Regions from separate parts of the Mus musculus genome. Here region 1 is linked to region 2. The links are chromatin loops, found by intact Hi-C in ENCODE. Cell type or tissue: left cerebral cortex. All regions are shown on one strand. Each heading gives the region's core, and the rest is flanking DNA. Links, peaks and the distances in the headings are about the cores only. Region 1 overlaps Pomt2 (protein-O-mannosyltransferase 2). Region 2 holds the start of Noxred1 (NADP+ dependent oxidoreductase domain containing 1).

What was found. Peaks named below come from ENCODE experiments on the same cell type or tissue, not always from the same donor. Only the 100,000 strongest peaks of a DNase experiment are listed, where the experiment ranks them.
Region 1: a loop joins it to region 2, with 4 times the contacts of the local background. A loop is called at or near these places in 8 of 42 quality-filtered maps.

The regions. Positions count from the first base shown.
Region 1 is chr12:87,124,831-87,133,645 of GRCm38, reverse strand. Pomt2 (protein-O-mannosyltransferase 2) reads left to right here. Exons shown (of 21, transcript NM_153415.4): 5 at 178-286; 6 at 1,815-1,974; 7 at 3,251-3,357; 8 at 4,611-4,693; 9 at 6,235-6,344; 10 at 8,768-8,815. Among named protein-coding and RNA genes, the nearest start is that of Gstz1, 18 kb to the left of the region's middle. In left cerebral cortex, for the core only: CTCF peaks have their summits at 1,832 (motif pointing left) and 4,100 (motif pointing left); DNase peaks (open chromatin) are centred at 1,866, 3,173 and 7,564.
Region 2 is chr12:87,235,309-87,244,039 of GRCm38, reverse strand. Noxred1 (NADP+ dependent oxidoreductase domain containing 1) reads left to right here and starts at 5,439. Exons shown (of 8, transcript NM_027744.1): 1 at 5,439-5,465; 2 at 6,604-6,732. Vipas39 (VPS33B interacting protein, apical-basolateral polarity regulator, spe-39 homolog) reads left to right here. Exons shown (of 20, transcript NM_001142580.1): 17 at 1,468-1,554; 18 at 2,014-2,103; 19 at 2,699-2,803; 20 at 4,204-5,165. The coding sequence ends at 4,224. In left cerebral cortex, for the core only: no CTCF peak of the experiment used is centred there; DNase peaks (open chromatin) are centred at 1,558, 5,010, 6,743 and 6,966.

The DNA.
Region 1 (8,815 bases), core at 816-8,815, 110 kb after region 2:
AATGATAATACACAGAATAATGATAGTGAGCCCCAAGCTGAGTCCTTCCCCTTGCTGTTAGTCTAGTGGTGATCAAGGACTCAAGACTGCTAGATTGTTTCTTCTTGTTAAGAGTGTTTATTTTCAGAGATCTCTTTCATGACTCTGCATTTTGACCAGCCAGCTCCTGTTTTTCAGACACAGGATGCCTCACTCTATCCCAGTACATCCTCCTTGACCCCATCCTGATGTTCTTCATCATGGCGGCCATGCTGAGCATGGTCAAGTACAACTCCTGTGCTAACAGGTCAGCAATACCATCTCGGTTGGGGTGAGAGGGTGGGGGTCAGAAGCCATGGCAGCCCCAGAAGTTTGATTGTGCCAGGGCCAAGCGGGTACTTAAAGGATTTTGATTCAAGCTGAGTTTAAGAGGAGCATGCTTTTCATTTGTTTGTTTTTTAGATAATGAAAAATTAATTTTAAAATGTTTTCTCTAATGGATGCTTGTAGTTTGGGTTTTCACAAGACTGAGAAGATGTCAGTTGTTAAGAGGTGTTTTAATGTTCAAGTCGGTCGGTATCCAAGGGCTTATGGGTATTACGGGAGTCCTGATGCTGCCTCCTCACAGTGCCTTATCAGCTGCCCCTTATCGCCAGTGCTGCTCCAAGGAGCTCAGGGACATCTCATCCTGCGCACTCTCCATCCGGGGTAGATACTGCCTCAGACCCACTTGTCTCCCTGCCTCAAGGCTGCCGTCCATGCTGACATGGCGAATTCTCCGTACCAGCCAAGAGGACCCTCCCAGACCCAGCTTTAAAACTGATCTGGAGTTTGGTCTACTTTCAGAACCCTTCTATTTTTCTGGATCCTTCTCCTGCCTTTGAGGGAGTAGAGTAGGTCATTCCATATTTTCAAAGTTCAAAAGAGCTGGTATATCCTAGGCTGTCCCAGGAAGTAATGTGTTTTGACCCAGCCAGTGACTAGCAGCCTACTCTGGTTTAGTGTTATCTTATGTTTCTTCCACTTCAGTTCTACCTGCTTTTTAAAAAGTAGTATCACGGGTTGAGCCCAGGGCCTCGTGTTTGGCAAGCCTCCGTCAATGAGCTGTATCTCCAGACCCATCTCCTATTTTATGAATACATACTATACGCCAGGTACCATGCCAGGAGAGAAGGGCAGAAGAACTAGGGTGCTGGCCTTAAGAAGTATTCATTCTGGCAAGGGAAGTGGCAGATGGTCAGGAAATCAGCTGTCAGTACAGCAGGCTGATAAGGAACATCAACATTGTAGCTGATTGCCTGCCTTGAACTGTGGTCATCTCATGCAAGCGACATTGCTTAGACTCTTTGTGCTTCTGTTTCCTTATGTATAAAAAGAGGATAATGAGCTCTGGCTTACGGGGGTATGATGAGAATAGGGGGATAATTCTTGGAGTAGTGCCTAATATGTAATGAACATTCAACAAATGCTCTTTGGCAGGCCCAGAGGTGACACAAAGGATAAGTCTGACTTGAGTCCAGAGAACTTTTCTGGGATTTCCTCTTATGTCTCCCGGACTTGTTGCTAGTAAAGAATAAGTCTCTACATAGAAGGGCCTATGCTTAGCCAGGAGTAGCATGGAGCCTCCTCCACAGAACAACATGCTACTTTCTCTCACAGTGACTTGCCTGTAGTTTGAGGGCCTTGATGGAGCACAACCTCCTTGAAGCCTTGCCACAGTCCCCTGGTGTTAAGAACCCCCCAGGCTTAGGTGCAGCATAGCCCATCTAGGTGGTGCTCTTGATTTCCAGTTTGTTTCTAGTAGCCAAACTAAACTTTGTCTTATTGGTTTCTAGGCCTTTCTCTGCCCCCTGGTGGTTCTGGCTCAGCCTGACTGGCATTAGTCTCGCTGGTGCTTTAGGGGTCAAATTTGTTGGCCTCTTTATCATCGTGCAAGTGGGGTTGAACACTATTTCAGACCTCTGGCATCTGTTTGGAGACCTCAGCCTTTCACTGGTGAGAACTCAAGCGCTTGTGGAAATGTCTTTGTTCCACAGTGCTGCTTACCATTAGCCTCTCTCTGCTTCTGTCTTAGGGAGAAGGAGTGGCTGTGCCCTGTGCTCTGTGTCTGGGCCATGGACAGATGGACAGACACAGCTTTCCTCTGTAGACAGCAGGATATCAGGGAGTGGGGCTGGAGTGGGGCTGGAGTGGTATAAAGGGAGCAGTGGAGTGACAACCTGCCGTTCTCTTTTGTCGTTGCTTCCCCCCACTCCCTCCATTTCTTTTAAGTTTCCCAGCCAGCCAGAAGAGGCTGTTGAGCTGGACTCAGGCCAAGGCCAATGAGGACAAATGACTGGGATGATTCTGAACTTCTGAATTTACAATTTCTTTTTCTGACCAAGGGTTTCTGTATATGGAAACCAATTAAACACTGTTAGGATTTTTAAAATTACTATATTAGTAATCAAGAGTTGATTTAGTGCCAGACACTGTATAAAATGGTTTGCCTTTTTATATTATCATTAAAATCTTATGGGTGGGTGTTCATTACCATTCACTGATTAGACAAATGAGGAATTTGAAACCCTGAGAGAGAACTTTCCCAAGGTCCTACAGGTATTACAGGTGGTAAGAGGGAAATCTATGACTCAAGCTTGGGTTAGGCAAGCTCCAGGGCTCAACTACCAAATTTCTAACATGTCAACATGTTTATTCCTTCAGAAAAGACATAGAGACCATTTACTAAATGCAGAGTGCTGGGAATGTATGGGTGACTACAACATGATCTCTGCCCTCTGGAACCCATGGAGGGGGTTGTAGGAGGGGAGGAGAGAAGAGGAGAGGACCTATTACAATCCTACTTTGAATAGAGCCCAAGCTCAGGTGCTCCAAGGAGCCTTGTGAGGTTAAGGCCAGCAACAGTTGGCCATGTGATAAGGGGTTGGCATAGTCAGTACAGGGAGCCTTGGCAAACTTTAGGGAAAGTTCAGTGAGCTGGAAGCCATTGTTCAACAATAGCCTTACCTTGTCAGTGGTCACGGGCTCAGTGCCTGGAAGGACAACAGGGAGCTGGCCTATATTATCTCCTTGAAGTGTATGTGTGCATGTGCGTGTACATGTGTGTGTGCATGTGTGTGTGCATGTGTGTGTGGAGGAGTAGGTGTGTGGGAGGGTGGAGGGTAGTATAGAAAGAAAGGCTTAGGGTTTCCGCTTACTATTCTTTCCAATGTGACTCATGCTGAGTATAGAGAAGATTCGTGTGCACACCCCTGTGATGGTTCTGTTGCAGGTGACTGTGGGGAAGCACCTAACTGCTCGCATCCTGTGCCTCATAGTGCTGCCTTTGGTGCTCTATGTGACCATTTTTGCTGTTCATGTCATGGTGCTGAATAAAAGGTACAGCCAGAACCTTTCCCTTCTTGCTTCTGGTCTTTGTCTGACACCTCAGCCTATATGGGGGCGGTGTGATTCCCAGGCCTGAGGTTAGGATGAAGGTGGGGACACTCTCCTGCTCCCCTGTGCTTTCTCTTCTGCATACCCTAAGGTATGCTCAGAAAACCCAGCACCCAAAGCCACAATTAAAGGAGGCAGAGGATTCCCTAATAGCCTCAGTGTTCCTACTCTCTAATTGAAGGGAGGCCTTTCACTTTAGCGGGGATGGATACCAGGGTTGCAGTGCTGTGCTGATAACCAGGACACCAACAGTAACAACTCATTTAATAAGTAGCTACTAGTTGCTAAGAACTGGGTTTAGCCGGGAGTGGTGGTGCACGCCTTTAATCCCAGCACTCAGGAGGCAGAGGCAGGGGGATTTCTGAGTTCAAGGGCAGCCTGGTCTACAAAGTGAGTTCCAGGTCAGCCAGGGCTACACAGAGAAACCCTGTCTCGAAAAACCAAAAAAAAAAAAAAAACAAAAACAAAAACAAAAAAAAAACCCAAAAAAAACAAAACAAAACAAAAAAAAAAACTGGGTTTAGCATTATGCACAGCCTCAATTAGCTATCATTATTAGTGAGTTCTTTTGGCTTTTTAAAAATCGCCTATTTATAAATGAAGAACTATGGGGCTGGAGAGATGGCTCAGCAGTTAAGACCGCTCTTCCAGAGGTTTAGAGTTCAATTCCCAACAACCACATGGTGGCTTACAACCATCTGTAATGGGATCCGATGCCCTCTTCTGGTGTGTCTGAAGACAGCTGCAGTGTGTGCATTTACATAAAAATAAATAAATAAATCTTTAAAAATTAAAAAAAAGAAGAAGAACTAAGGTTAAATAAGGCTAGGAGCATTGCCCACGTCACGAAGCTCATAAGGTGGAATTTAAATTGTAGTTTCTCCAACTCTGTCATCCTTGTTTGTTTCATGAGATCACCCTGCCCTTCACATTTTCAAATCTCCTCTTGAAGTAACTAAGGGCTATTGAGAAATGGCAGCTTTGTTTGTTTTGTTTTGTTTTTTGAGACAGGGTTTCTCTCTGTAGCCCTGGCTGATTTGGAACTTGCTTTGTAGACCAGGTTGGCCTTGCACTCACAGAGATTCTCCTGCCTCTGCCTCCTGAGTAATGGGATCAAGGGTGTGCGCTCCCACCACCTGGCTGGACATGGTAGCATTTACTTTCTTGACTCTCTTGTGCTTCTTCTTTCTGCACAGTGGTCCTGGTGATGGCTTCTTCAGTTCTGCCTTTCAAGCCCGGCTTTCAGGGAACAGCCTTCACAATGCTTCTATCCCTGAACGTGAGTGTGCTGACATGAGGCTTTCCTGGGAGTTGAACCTAAAAAGCTAAGCCTGAAACTTGGGTTTTGTTTATTGGGGTTTGTTTGTTTGTTTGTTTGTTTGTTTTGTCTATAAATAGCAAATTGGGAGAGAGAAAACCCAGCATTATTATAGTATGCAAAAGAACTTTGTAGCTCTCAAAGCCAGCACTGTAAGAAGGCCATTCTGAGAGAATGTGGTCACAGAGCAAAGCCTTGCAGCAGCAGTTGTAGGCTGCACCAGTTTTTTAATAGTTTTGTGCATACATACATACATATACAATTATGTACACAGTCACAGGGAATAGTTAGGTGTTCACCTTCCAGGGATAGTCTGACATGACGGACATCCATTCGCGGGTTAAGTACATAAAAGGGAAATACAGAGCCAGGGGAAGAGGCACACACCTTTAATCCCAGCAGAGGCAGGCAGAGCTCTGAGTTTGAGGCCAGCCTGATCTACATAGTGAGTTCCAGGACAGTAAGGGCTTCATAGATTGTCTCAAAGAAAGTAACTCTGAGGGGTGGAATACAGTACTGGGGATTAAAGCCCATGATTAGTCAGTGCTAGGAAGCAGCTTAAGGGGATTCCATGTACACGCATGGAAAGGTTTGCCTTGGTGTCGGACCTGCAGGGATAAGTAAGGGTCCGCAGGCATTGAGGAGCGAGAGGTCGTGTTAGGCAGAAGGGATGGATGGTCAAAGCCAAGGGCAGGGTAAACTCAAGGCCCACATTATATGCTGAGGCTGGAATCTTAAGTTAGGAAGACAGTTGGAACCCAGATGATGAGGGCGTGAGATACTTAAGGTATTGGACAACATGGAAGTTTCTGAGCAGGCCGGCAGCTAGGAATGCTGTGTATTGTGGAGTTAGTATGGCTGGAATAAATTATAGTATGTCTAGGATGATAGGTGCATCCACTAGAAGTCATTTTAGGGCTGTACCTACCATTCAGGGACAGCCAAGAGTATACCCAAGAGGGACAGGCAAGGGAGAAAAAGAGATGGCACCGAGGCTCTGAGAGCAGGATGCCCTTCACTCTCCTGAGTCCCAGTGCCAGGAACACAGTGGTGAGAACCAGGAAGGCAAGAGAAAGCACTGGATGGAGGGGCAGCATCTGGCATTAGTCCTTAGAGAGGGAGCTTTGGACTGAAATTTGTTCAGGGCAGCTTAGGAGATGTTTCAGACGTAAGGCAGTTGACTATACAGAGGCTGGTAAGAGGAGCATGCAAGAGAGAGAGGAATGAGAAGAGAGCTGTGGAAGAGCAGTGCATAGGGGAGTGTGGAGTCTGAAGCAAAGTGCTCGTGCTGGGGCTGGGTTAGGCATGATGTGAATGTGGGGAGCTTCCTCTTGAGTTGCTCCCATTGCAGTGAGAAGGCAATTAGGACTCCAGGCTAGGCTGGCCTGGGCCCCATGATGTCTCTAAGAGGATTGTGAGGCTTATGGCTTGCAGCAGCTCCCCACCCCCCAATCCCTCTTCCCCCAGCCTGGTATCTATCTGATGTCTTTCCCCTCCCCCAGACCTGGCGTATGGCTCTGTAATCACTGTGAAGAATCTCCGGATGGCCATTGGCTACCTGCACTCTCATAGGCACCTCTACCCTGAGGGCATTGGTGCTCGCCAGCAGCAGGTGGGTAACCAGGTGAAGTATGGTGGCAGCCACACTGAACTGCCCTTTGTGACTGAACCTGTCATTCACTTTCTTGCTTGTCATCTGTGGTTCACCCATTTTCTATTGACTGAAGTATTTCCTTGTTCCTTCCCTTCTTTTTGTGGTTAACTTTAGCTTCTTTAGATTTTAGCTCAAGGTTTCCCCTCTGTCTGTCTCATGATTCCTCCCACCCCCCAGATTGGTGCCCTTCCCCCTTTATCAGATCCTTTCTTGCCGTTTCTGCCTACCTCTGGGTAACTTTTTTAAGGGACCGTGAGGGTTTTGCTTCTCCCTTCATTTTGCCAGATCCTGGAATTCTCCTGTGCCTAGCACAGCTCCCGGCCTGGAGAGTGATGAGAAGAGGGAATAGTTCCACAACAGGCTTAGGTCTCAGTTCTACAATGATTTAAGACAGTTAATGTCTATAAAATAAAATCGAAAAGTTTAGAAAAGTATTTTAAAAAAGAAACAAAGCTACTTATAATCTCAGAAGATCTGCATTTTTTTTCAGACATTTTGGAACATTCTACTATAATTAGGTATCTGAGTTCCTAGGAGACCTGTATAAAAACTCCACCTACGGAAACAAACGTTTCTATGGGAATGGGAAGGGGCTATACTTCTGATAAACAGTATTTTTCCTGGGAGAATTTTGATAATGGCTCTTATAAGAACAGAAACCATTCCCTCTGTATGTGCAGGGCCTACAGGACCCTGACATATGTGAACAAATCCCAGTAGATAAACTGGACCTTACTTTGTAAATGTGAGCCAAAATGTTTTAGCTTTTATGTATCCTTAATCATTTGGGTTTTTTTTTTGAGAAACAATGCAAATTCCATTCAAATAACTCAAATATTACCATAGTTTATGCAGAGTGATTTCCCATACGTGCTAGTTCCCAACTTTTTTTTTAAAGTAAATTAGTCGTGTTGAATCTAATTGAAGTTAGAAGAAAAACAGGAAAAAAAATGCCTGCATTTCTGTTGTTTCTATATTTGTTTACATATCTGGCATAATTGTATATTTTTTGTCTTTCTTCTTGGGAGCACTGGAGTTAGCTGCCCTGCTTGGAATCCTGACTCCTCAAACTATATAAGCTGTGTCATCTTGAACAAATGACCTCACCTATTTCTTTGTAATATTGCGGGGGAAGTAGTAGCATCTGTAGCCCAGAGCCGTGGTACTGATTGAGCAGGGTGGGACTTGTCTGATGCTCAGAATAATGCCTGCTGCTGAGTGGGAGCTGCTTTGGGTGTGAGCATTCATGAGCCACTTTTGCATGCTGCTTTAAAAAATGCTCCAAAACATTTTTACCTGTGTATGATACTCTATTCCATGTATACAGTATCATGTTAACTAGTCCTCTTAATAGATGTTTATTTTATGCCTAAGTTTTTGCTGTTAGATCCACCACTATATTATAAACATTCATGAGTTTATACATAGTTTTTTAATAAGTCAATTATGGCTATGGGTTACAGCTTTAGCATGAGATATTTATGGAGCATTTTAGTGTTGTTTACCCACATATTAGGAAAAATAGTAGGTTTGGTTGTTTTTTGTAAGTATGCATGGGATTGAGACGTGGGTACACAGGTGTGTATGTGCATGAGGAGGCCAGATGTCAATGTCAGGTGCTTTCCATAGTCACTCTCCACCTTGTTTTTTGAGAAAGTGTCTTTCACTGAGTCTGGAGTTCACTGGTTTAGTTAAACTGCCTAGCCAGCAAAGCCTAGGTACTGTCTTCTCAGAACACCAGTTTTTTTGTTTTGTTGGTTTTGTTTTGACATGTGTGTTGGGTATCAAACTCAGATTCTCATGTCTGTGCAGCAAGACCTTATCAACTGAGCTGTCTCCCCAGCTCAGGGCATATTTTTTAGTGATTTATTTTTATTTTATGTACATTGGTGTTTTGCCTACACATATATCTGTGTTGGATTCCCTGGAACTGGAGTTACAGGCAGACGTGGGCCGACACGTGGGTGCTGGGATTTGAACCTGGGTCCTCCAGAAGAGTGGCCAGTGCTCTTCACCTCTGAGTCAACTCTCCAGCCCTGAGGCATTATCCTGATGACTTTTTAAATAGGTTAAATCTGCTGCTTCTATGTGGAGACACGTATAATGGTCCTCCCTCAAGACAGCTGAAACTTGATTGACAATATACCAAAAGAAAAAGAAATTTAGCAGTTCTTAAAGGGTAGGGCCTCAAAATTCTGTAAAATGGAGAAAATCTTATTCAGGAGTGCCATTTCTGAGTCCCACTGGGAAATGTGGCTTCCTGGGTTGGTAGCTGGGGATCCTGAAAGATGTTCAAGTGGTGTTAGTTTGCTGGGGAGTGTGCGTGTCCAGCTGTGCGGATCATAATGATACCTCCTCCTTTCCTTCTGCCCTCCACTTAGGTTACCACCTATTTGCATAAGGACTACAACAACTTGTGGATTATCAAG
Region 2 (8,731 bases), core at 732-8,731:
AGGGAACTAGTACTGCAGTTAGAGATGGCTGAGATGGCTGGGAGCCACCATGTGGGTGCTGGGAATTGAACCTAGCTCCTCTGGAAAACCAGCAAGTGCTCTTCACTACCATCTCTCCAGCCCCAAGAAATTTAGTATTAGTAAATTATATTATCATAAATATCTGCCATATATACATCACTTTTAAATTAGCTCTTTACTGCTTTTAGGGTTTTGTTTGTTTGTTTTGATTTGTTTTGTTTTGCTTTTAGATTTATGTGATTCATTGTACCATGTAAGTGAGAATTATAGATAGTTGTGGGCCACCATGTGGGTTCTGGGACTCGAACCCAGGGCCTCTACAAGAGCAATGGATACTCTTAATTTCTGAGCCATCTCTTCAGCCCCTGTTTTCAATTTTTATATTTATATATTTTAATTGTATATTTAATTTATTAGGATCCAATATAATCTATCCAATCTTTGGATACGATTGTATTCTCTATTAATATATTATATATATATATATTATGTGTGTATATATATTTATGTACACATACATATGTGTACATGTGTATATGCATACATATATACATACATATATAAATATTATATATATTTGAAAGTTGATCATTATGTACTATAAAGTGTGCAGTATGGAATTTTGGTTTTTATATTGGAATGATTACTACAGTTCATACTAATAGCATCCATCCTACATCACCCGTGTTATGTGTGTGTGTATGCATTGCATGCACACACAGTTTTCTTTTTCAGGATTGGTTTGGTTATTTGAGATCTTTTGTGGTTCCATATAAGTTGGTTTAAAATGTAAATATAGTTTTTCATTCTAGCCTTGAGAATTTTCTGATTTTTCTTCTTATTTATTAACTACTAAAGAAAACCACACTCACAGAAAAATTGACACTGTATATGAAAGTGTCTAAGTATATGAGACTGAGAGGGTGAGGGCTGTGCTCGTGGTCATGGAGGGCATAGGCAGCATGTGCAAAGTTGGACTCACTTCCCAGCACAAACACCTTAAGAAGAGGTTCAGATGTCACTGTGTCCGTGTTCCAACCTCATTCAGGGAAATTCATGGTTGTCAGTAGCTTCCTAGATCCTACTGTATGAGTTTACAAATAAGTAATTCCTTATGCATGTAAAGGTGGAGAAGTAGAATTTTTTGTACTTAAAAACTTATGGTGTATATGTTATTCATTACTTGTTCCATTTTGGAACATTTCACAGACTGTTTCCATGCATTACTGTCAAGATCAAAGACCTCATTTTATTATATATGTCTTACTCTTTTCTCCCCTCTACACTCCTTGGCTTTTCTAAGAAAGTTCATCTCTCACGGTTTCTCTACCCCTCACCTCTTCCTGTCTGTCTACCATGCTTCTCTGATATGACCATGAAAGGCACATGAGCTGAGGCCAGTGTGTTAATGATGTCTGGCCCACCTGTTGCTGCCTTTTCTTCCAGAACTGGTTGGGTTACACCAAGAAGAGAGCACCCATTGGCTTCCATCGAGTTGTGGAAATTTTGCACAAGAACAGTGCCCCTGTCCAGGTAATGGCTTTGAAAAAGAGCTAGTGGTGGGATGTGAGCTATCCTCATGGTGGCACTGTGGCTGTGCGAGGCCTGACATAGAAGAAAAAGGACATGGAGAAACAAAGTAATTTCAGGCCCTCTTTGAGGAACAGCTCCTGTGCTTAGCCATATAGAGAACTATGTACTGTTCAGATAATTGAGAAGAATTCCCTATAGCCTAGGAGCAGTAGGCCTACCCTGGCCCATCTCTAGAGTGCTGTGGCCTCTGGACCTGGCTGCAGGGTAAGGAGGACTGCTCTTCCCTTTCTCCTGAGGTAGCAGGGAAGTGCTGCTGAGCATCCCCGCTTCCACTGTAAAACTGTGCTTCACGTTGGCTTTGCAAACACGGGGTGCTGAGTTCTCCCTTGTTTACAACTTGCTTTTTCTACCCAGGGAGCCCCGTGTCTCTGTCATTAATCAGAGAATGTTTTCCTACAGATACTGCAGGAATATGTCAATCTGGTGGAAGATGTGGACACCAAGTTGAACTTAGCTACTAAGTTCAAGTGCCATGATGTCGTCATTGATGTGAGTCTGCAAGAAGGGAGAACCCTGAGTTAGGTCCTGGGTGAAGAATCAGAAATACAGCCTTTGCCCCAGATCTGAAATCTTCCAGCGGCTTTGACTGAACAGTCAGAATAGTCTGGCGAGAATTAGTTTGGAGACCAACACTCCTGTATTGTTTTCCCGGTCTCCGAATTGAATTCTCAGCTTTTAGTTTTTTGAAGTCATTAAAACTAAATGAAGGGGCTGGAGAGATGACTCAGTGGTTAAGAGCACTGACTGCTCTTCCAGAGGTCCTGAGTTCAAATCCCAGCAACCACATGGTGGCTCACAACCATCTGTAATGAGATCTGATGCCATCTTCTGGTGTGGCTGAAGACAGCTACAGTGTACTCATATAAATAAAAAATAAATAATATTAAAGAAAAAAGAACTGAATGAAGCTATGTAAGCTCTGTAACAATCTCCAGCTTGGGGTTCTCTGGGTGCTTTATGCACATCATCTTACTCTCGTCTGCTGTCTTTTTCTTGAGCCCAGGAGCAAAGAAACCGTGGCAGAAAGAGTGAGTTCTGTATAGAGAGAGGCTGAGTAGGAATTTGATTGTGTTTTTTTGTACAGACTTGCCGAGACCTGAAGGATCGTCAGCAGTTGCTTGCATACAGGAGCAAAGTAGACAAAGGATCCGCCGAGGAAGAGAAGATTGACGCCATTCTCAGCAGCTCGGTAACCTACCCTCCAGGCAGCCTAGGAGAGCATGCACAGGGGAGCAGCCAGTGTATGCTCCAAGATCTAGGCAGATGCACTGAGCTGAGCCACATGGATACAAGACCCACCTGTGGGATGGAGGAGCAAAAGTACTATTTTTGAACAGTAGAAATCACTTTTGAGATATGAATTGGCAAGTTCCAGGCTAGTAAGAGACCCTGTTTCAAAAAAACAAGGTAAAGCCGGGCAGTGGTGGTACACGCTTTTAATCCCAGCACTTAGGAGGCAGGGGTAGGCAGATTTCTGAGTTTGAGGCCAGCCTGGTCTACAGAGTGAGTTCCAGTACAGCCAGAGAGACCTACACAGAGAAACCCTGTCTCAAAAAACCAAAACCAAAACAAATCAAAAAACAAACAAACAAAAAACCCCAAGGTAGATAGCATGTGATACATCTGATCTGTCCTTAGCCCATGTGCATCTGTACACACAGAGAGTTAAGAAATACTGAAGTGAGATATGAAGACCTCAGCATGGAGCATAACTGTGGTGCACTGATCATCATTAGACCTAATAGAGATCAGGAACGACACAGCACCTGATAGAGACTCAGTAGCCAGGCGTATGATCCCTCTAGGCTGTGACCTGCCTGTTGGAAATAAGAAAATGAAATAGAATTAGCTATTTCAAAAGTCCTGGTTATCCGTATGAAATCACTGAGCTTTTCATTAGCATAGAATTTAATATTAGGTATTTGATACCTGTGCTTAGTCACCTAATACTAGTGAATCTTAGCACTAAGGAGGGCAAAGCCAGATTAATGCTCTAAACTGGCAATCTGTAAAATACAGAACAGGTATTTAATCTTTCTCTGGATAAATGAACTCCCACATGCTAAAAAGAAAAATCTTCTAAGGTGATGGTTAATCAATAAAGTACTTGCCATGTATACACAAGGATCTGAGTTTGGTCCCCAGCACCCACATAAAGGCTGGACACATGGCATGTGCTTGAATTCCCAGCACTAGGGAGGCAGAGGCAGCAGATCTCTGGGGCTCACTGGTCAGCCCAGCCTAATTGGCAAGTTCCAGGCTAGTAAAAGAGCCTATTTCAAAAAACTAGGTAGATAGCATCTGATATGTAAGGTTGATCTCGGTACACACAGAGTTAAAAACTGATTCTTTGCTAGTGCATGTCCACAATCCCTCACACTTGCAAGTTAAGGCAGGAAGATCAGGAGTTTGAGGTTAGACTGCAATATACACTGAGTTCCAGGCTAGACTGGGCTACATAGAGACACCCTGCCCCAAACAGACAAAAGAACTCAACAGTCCCAATCCCATTCTGATTTTCATCTCCTCTCCCTCACTGTAGTGGTAAGTGACAACTGATCATGCCTTCCTTGTCTGCTTTCTTCACAGCAAATTCGATGGAAGAACTAAGGGTCCTTTGCTACCCTGAAGCCTCCTCGCTTCTTACTTTTCTTTCTGCCTATGAAAACAGAGAGCTCTCTTCTTAGGAGAGTCACAGCATTCTACACGTGAGCCTGTCATTCACAGGCAGTGCCTGCTGGTTTAGGGACAGAAACCAGCCTTTGAGCACATGTATCTTCAGACTGATCTGTCCAGGGGACATTACTTACAGGCCAGTAGCTAAAGGCTCGGACTCTCAAGAAAGATGCTCTGCACCGGTGCCTGTGGAAAGGTGGGGGCCCATCCTGGGCAAGATGCCTGTGCTCAGAGAAAAGTGACCACTCCAGAAACACGTCGGGACTAAGCCACAAGTGTCTCGGGGTGGCAGTGACATTCCTCTGTCCTTTCAGCTGTTCTTACCCAGAACCTGGTGTTGGGCATAGGCATTTCACTCTAAAGGAGTCAGAACAGAACTAAATTGACTCTTCAGGGGCCTCGGAAAGGGATATCAGTATTGCTCAGGACCTGCTGGAAACCAGACCCAAGTTCTCAAGACACAGGGCCACTCATCAATGACAGACACTTCCTACACATTGTGTACCTTCAGCCAGTATCTACCTGCTGTCACGGCACTGTCCCTGTCAACTTTGTGTAGGGACGTGTGAGGGATATAGGGTCCCTCTGACACCTGCACACTGTCCAGGTGGTGAGCCATCTGCTTCAGCACGTCTTCTGTTTCTGTGTCAGACACAGTCTTACATGGAATTCAGATTCACCAGTGCTGGAGCGCTCTTTCAGGCAAAAATCATTTCACCAGAAGCAGCCACAAGTAGCACCTTGTTTAGATATCTCCGTAGAGGCCCTGTTAGCCTGCTGGGGACTTGAGCAGTGTTCCATTCTGCCCTGTGCCTCCCTGAACAGGATTTCCCTGACATGCCTACACTCCTAATAAAACTGTTGCATTCCTTGTGCCTCCTCTTCCCCATCTGGTTACTTAGTCCATAATGATGATGTAATTGCACCTCTGACTATCAGCAGCCTGTCATCACATTATAGTGTCACAGTATCCCAGCAAGGCAGGAGGATATGGTTAATAGCACTAGTACAAGACACAGAAGACCTGAGTTCTTGCCTCAGCAATCTTGCTGACAAACTAGTGCTAGGGAGAGGGCCCTTGTTCTGTGGACCCATCTTCATCTGTAGAAAAGTAGGACCGAAGTCTGACTGGCGTTCTACACTCTTGACAAGTGGGTGAAGGGGAAGGAGACCAGGTAATGTACACCGCATGCAGCATGCTCTAGGCTTAGCTAAAGGCATGGAAACATCTGAGCTGCAGGAAACATTTGGCAATGTCTGAAGGCACTTTTTACTGTCAAACTTGGGAGTGTGTTGCTAAATACCCAGTCACGCACAGGACAGGTCCCCACAGCAAGAATTATCCTGCCAAAAACATTAGTAATAGCAGTGTTTAATCCTACTTTTGGGGGGGGGGTGTCTGTGCCTTTCACCATGTCTGAAGACCCGAGTTTAATCATTAGACCCCACCATGGTAGAACTTGAGAACTGACTCTCATAAATTGTCTTTTGACCTTCACATGTCTGTATGCGCACACACTATGCATAGAGATGATAAAGATTTCTACTTTAAAGGGATCTGCATTTTGCAGTCATCCACATTTCCAGGTAGCCTCATACTTGATTACTTTCCTCTGTGTCCTTTCTTACTGTTGAAGAAGTGGGTTTAATTTGTTACAGTATCAGATGTAGTGGAGAAGCAGAACCACTGAGGGTGTAGATAGTTATCTATCCAACCTCCTGGTATACGTTGTTACAGGGATGTGAACCCAGTCAAGATGGCGGCTAACACTCTGTATAAAGCAGTTGCTTTTGTGCCTGGTGAGAGACTGAATTTTTCAGGGAGAGAGGTGAGAGAGGAAAGATAGCTATAAAGGGACACAGGGCTTGGCTAGAACTGAGAGTTACTGTCTTAGGACTACCATTGTTGTGATAAAACACCATGACCAAAGCAAATTGGAGAGGAAAGGGTTTATTTAGATTACACTTCTAGATCACTGTTCATCAATGAAGTCAGGACAGAAACTCAAAGGGCAGAAACCTAAGGGCAGGGGCTGAAGCAGAGGTCATGAAGGAGCACAGGTCACTGACTGGTTTGTTCTTCATGGCTTGCTTAGCCTGCTTATAGAACCCAGGACCATCAACCCAGGGATGGCACCACACACAATGGACTGGGCCATCTCCCATCAATCACTTATTAAGAAAATGCCTTATAGCTGAATCTTACGTTTCCCTCCCTTCAGATAACTCTAACTTGTGTCAAGTTTACATAAAACCACTCAGCACAGAGGCTAGGATGCATGCCTGAAACCTCAGTAGAGTAATATGTTGCAGGAACAGTTGGTGGTCTTTGTCATGGAATTGAATATGACCTGGCCCAGGAGTGAGCCCCATAAGGAAGGCCAGGAGCAGGTGGAGCAGTTACAGGCCTAGCTACTGAACGACACCAAGACATCCAACCAGGTAAGTAACAATGTGGCATCGCAACTCAAAACAGGAACTGGCTGCTATTTTATTTCCACATGCTAGATTCTTCACAACATCCCTTGTGGTACTCTCTAACCAGAAACATACAAGGAAGGGATTCTGGAAAGCATTTTGGTCTAACCAAGTTGCCATGTTACAAAGCTGTAACACTGAATCTCCATTTTTAAGAATGTACAAACGTGTGTCTAAAATTGACATCTGCAGGATGCTGTGTTAGTCATACAGGTCTGGCAGCTTTTGAGTTCCTCTTTCATTTAGAACAGGAAACATCACTTGCAAGAATGTGACATCCTGCTGTGTCCATTTCTGTAAGAGGGGACTAGAGAAGCCAAACATAAAAGGTGACAAATGGTACGATTTATTTTTATGAATTATCTGAACTACGTAAATCTGTATGTAGGAATCAATAGTGGTTCCAGGAGTTTGGAATTGGAGAGGAGTGGGGAGTCAAGGCTTAATGCAAATAGGATTTCTTTTTGTGGGTATAAAAATGAGATAGTCCCCGAAATCATGTAGCAGGTTCCATGCTATTGTGAGAGTTTAAGTGAATTGGTGTGTTGTGCTTCTACCTCAACTGCTGAGTACTGAGGGAAGGCTAAGCAAGCTCTGAGCTTGCAACATGGCCGGATTATGCTCACTGCCCAAAAAGTGAAAGGAAAAGTGCATTCCTGTGGAACATGTATTCTGCCTTCAGACTAGAACAGGAGGAATGGTTTACTGTGTACACAGTAGGGTGAAACAGTGTAGACCAGAACTACCTCACAGACTAAAGTTTAAGGAGTCATCTGCAGGAGTCACTATTAGGAAGGAGGACCTGATGGGGCAACTCCAACCTGATGAAAGACAACACAAGACAGTGACCTGAGTCACACACAGGCTTGGCATGAACTCTTCTGTGATAGTCATCCTCTTCAGGAAGAGCGTGAGAAACTTTAAAATTAGAAAAAATAAGGCTGCCACTCATCCTGGACCTGACATGCTTCTTACTGAGATGTGCTGGTGAAGAATTCTTGGAGACCCAGGGTTTCCATCTCTCATCATGGGACTCCATGTCTCATTATGAGGTTTGTGAGAGAATCACCTGTCCTTAGCTTGAATAATGATTATCCTCTTAACAATTAATTATGTACAATTGCTACCTCTTCAAAAAAGGATTCATTGTTAAATTACCATTTTTGATGTTTTCATATTTAAATTTCTGATTTGTTTGAAATATTCTGACAAGAAACAGAAACAATCTTTTTTCTCTTTCTTTATTTTGTATTTTTTTTTCTTTGTACTCTAAATCCAGCAAATAAACTTGCAAGTGACATGTAAAAAAAAATGAGATAGTCAGAGCTGGAGAGAAGGGTCCATTGGTTCAGAGCACTGACTGCTTGTGGTGGTTTGTATACACTTGGCCCAGGGAGTGGCACTATTAGATGAGGCCTTGTTGAAGTAGGTGTGTCACTGTGGGTGTGGCCTTTAAGAACCTGTCCTAACTTCCTGGGAGCCCATATTCTCCTGTTTGCCTCTCAGCTCCTCCTGCATCATGCCTACCTGGATGCTGCCATGCTCCCACTTTGATGATAATGGACTCAAGCTCTGAACCTGTAAGCCAGCCCCAGTTAAATGTTATCCTTATAAGAGTTGCCTTGGTCATGGTTTCTGTTCACAGCAGTAAAACCCTGAGATACTGCTTTTACAGAAGTCTTTAATTCAATTCCCAGCAACCACATGGTGGCTCACAACCATCTATAATGTGTAATGTGGTCTGATGCCTTCTTCTGATGTGTCTGAAGACAACTATAGTGTACTCATATAAATAAAATAAAAAAATCTTAGAAAAAAAATGAGATAGTCACACAACATTCTGAATGTACTACTAAATTGTTCATTTTCTTTTTTTTAATTATTTTGGTTTTTTAAAGATTTATTTATTTATTTATTTATTTATTTATTTATTTATTTATTATATATAAGCACACTGTAGCTG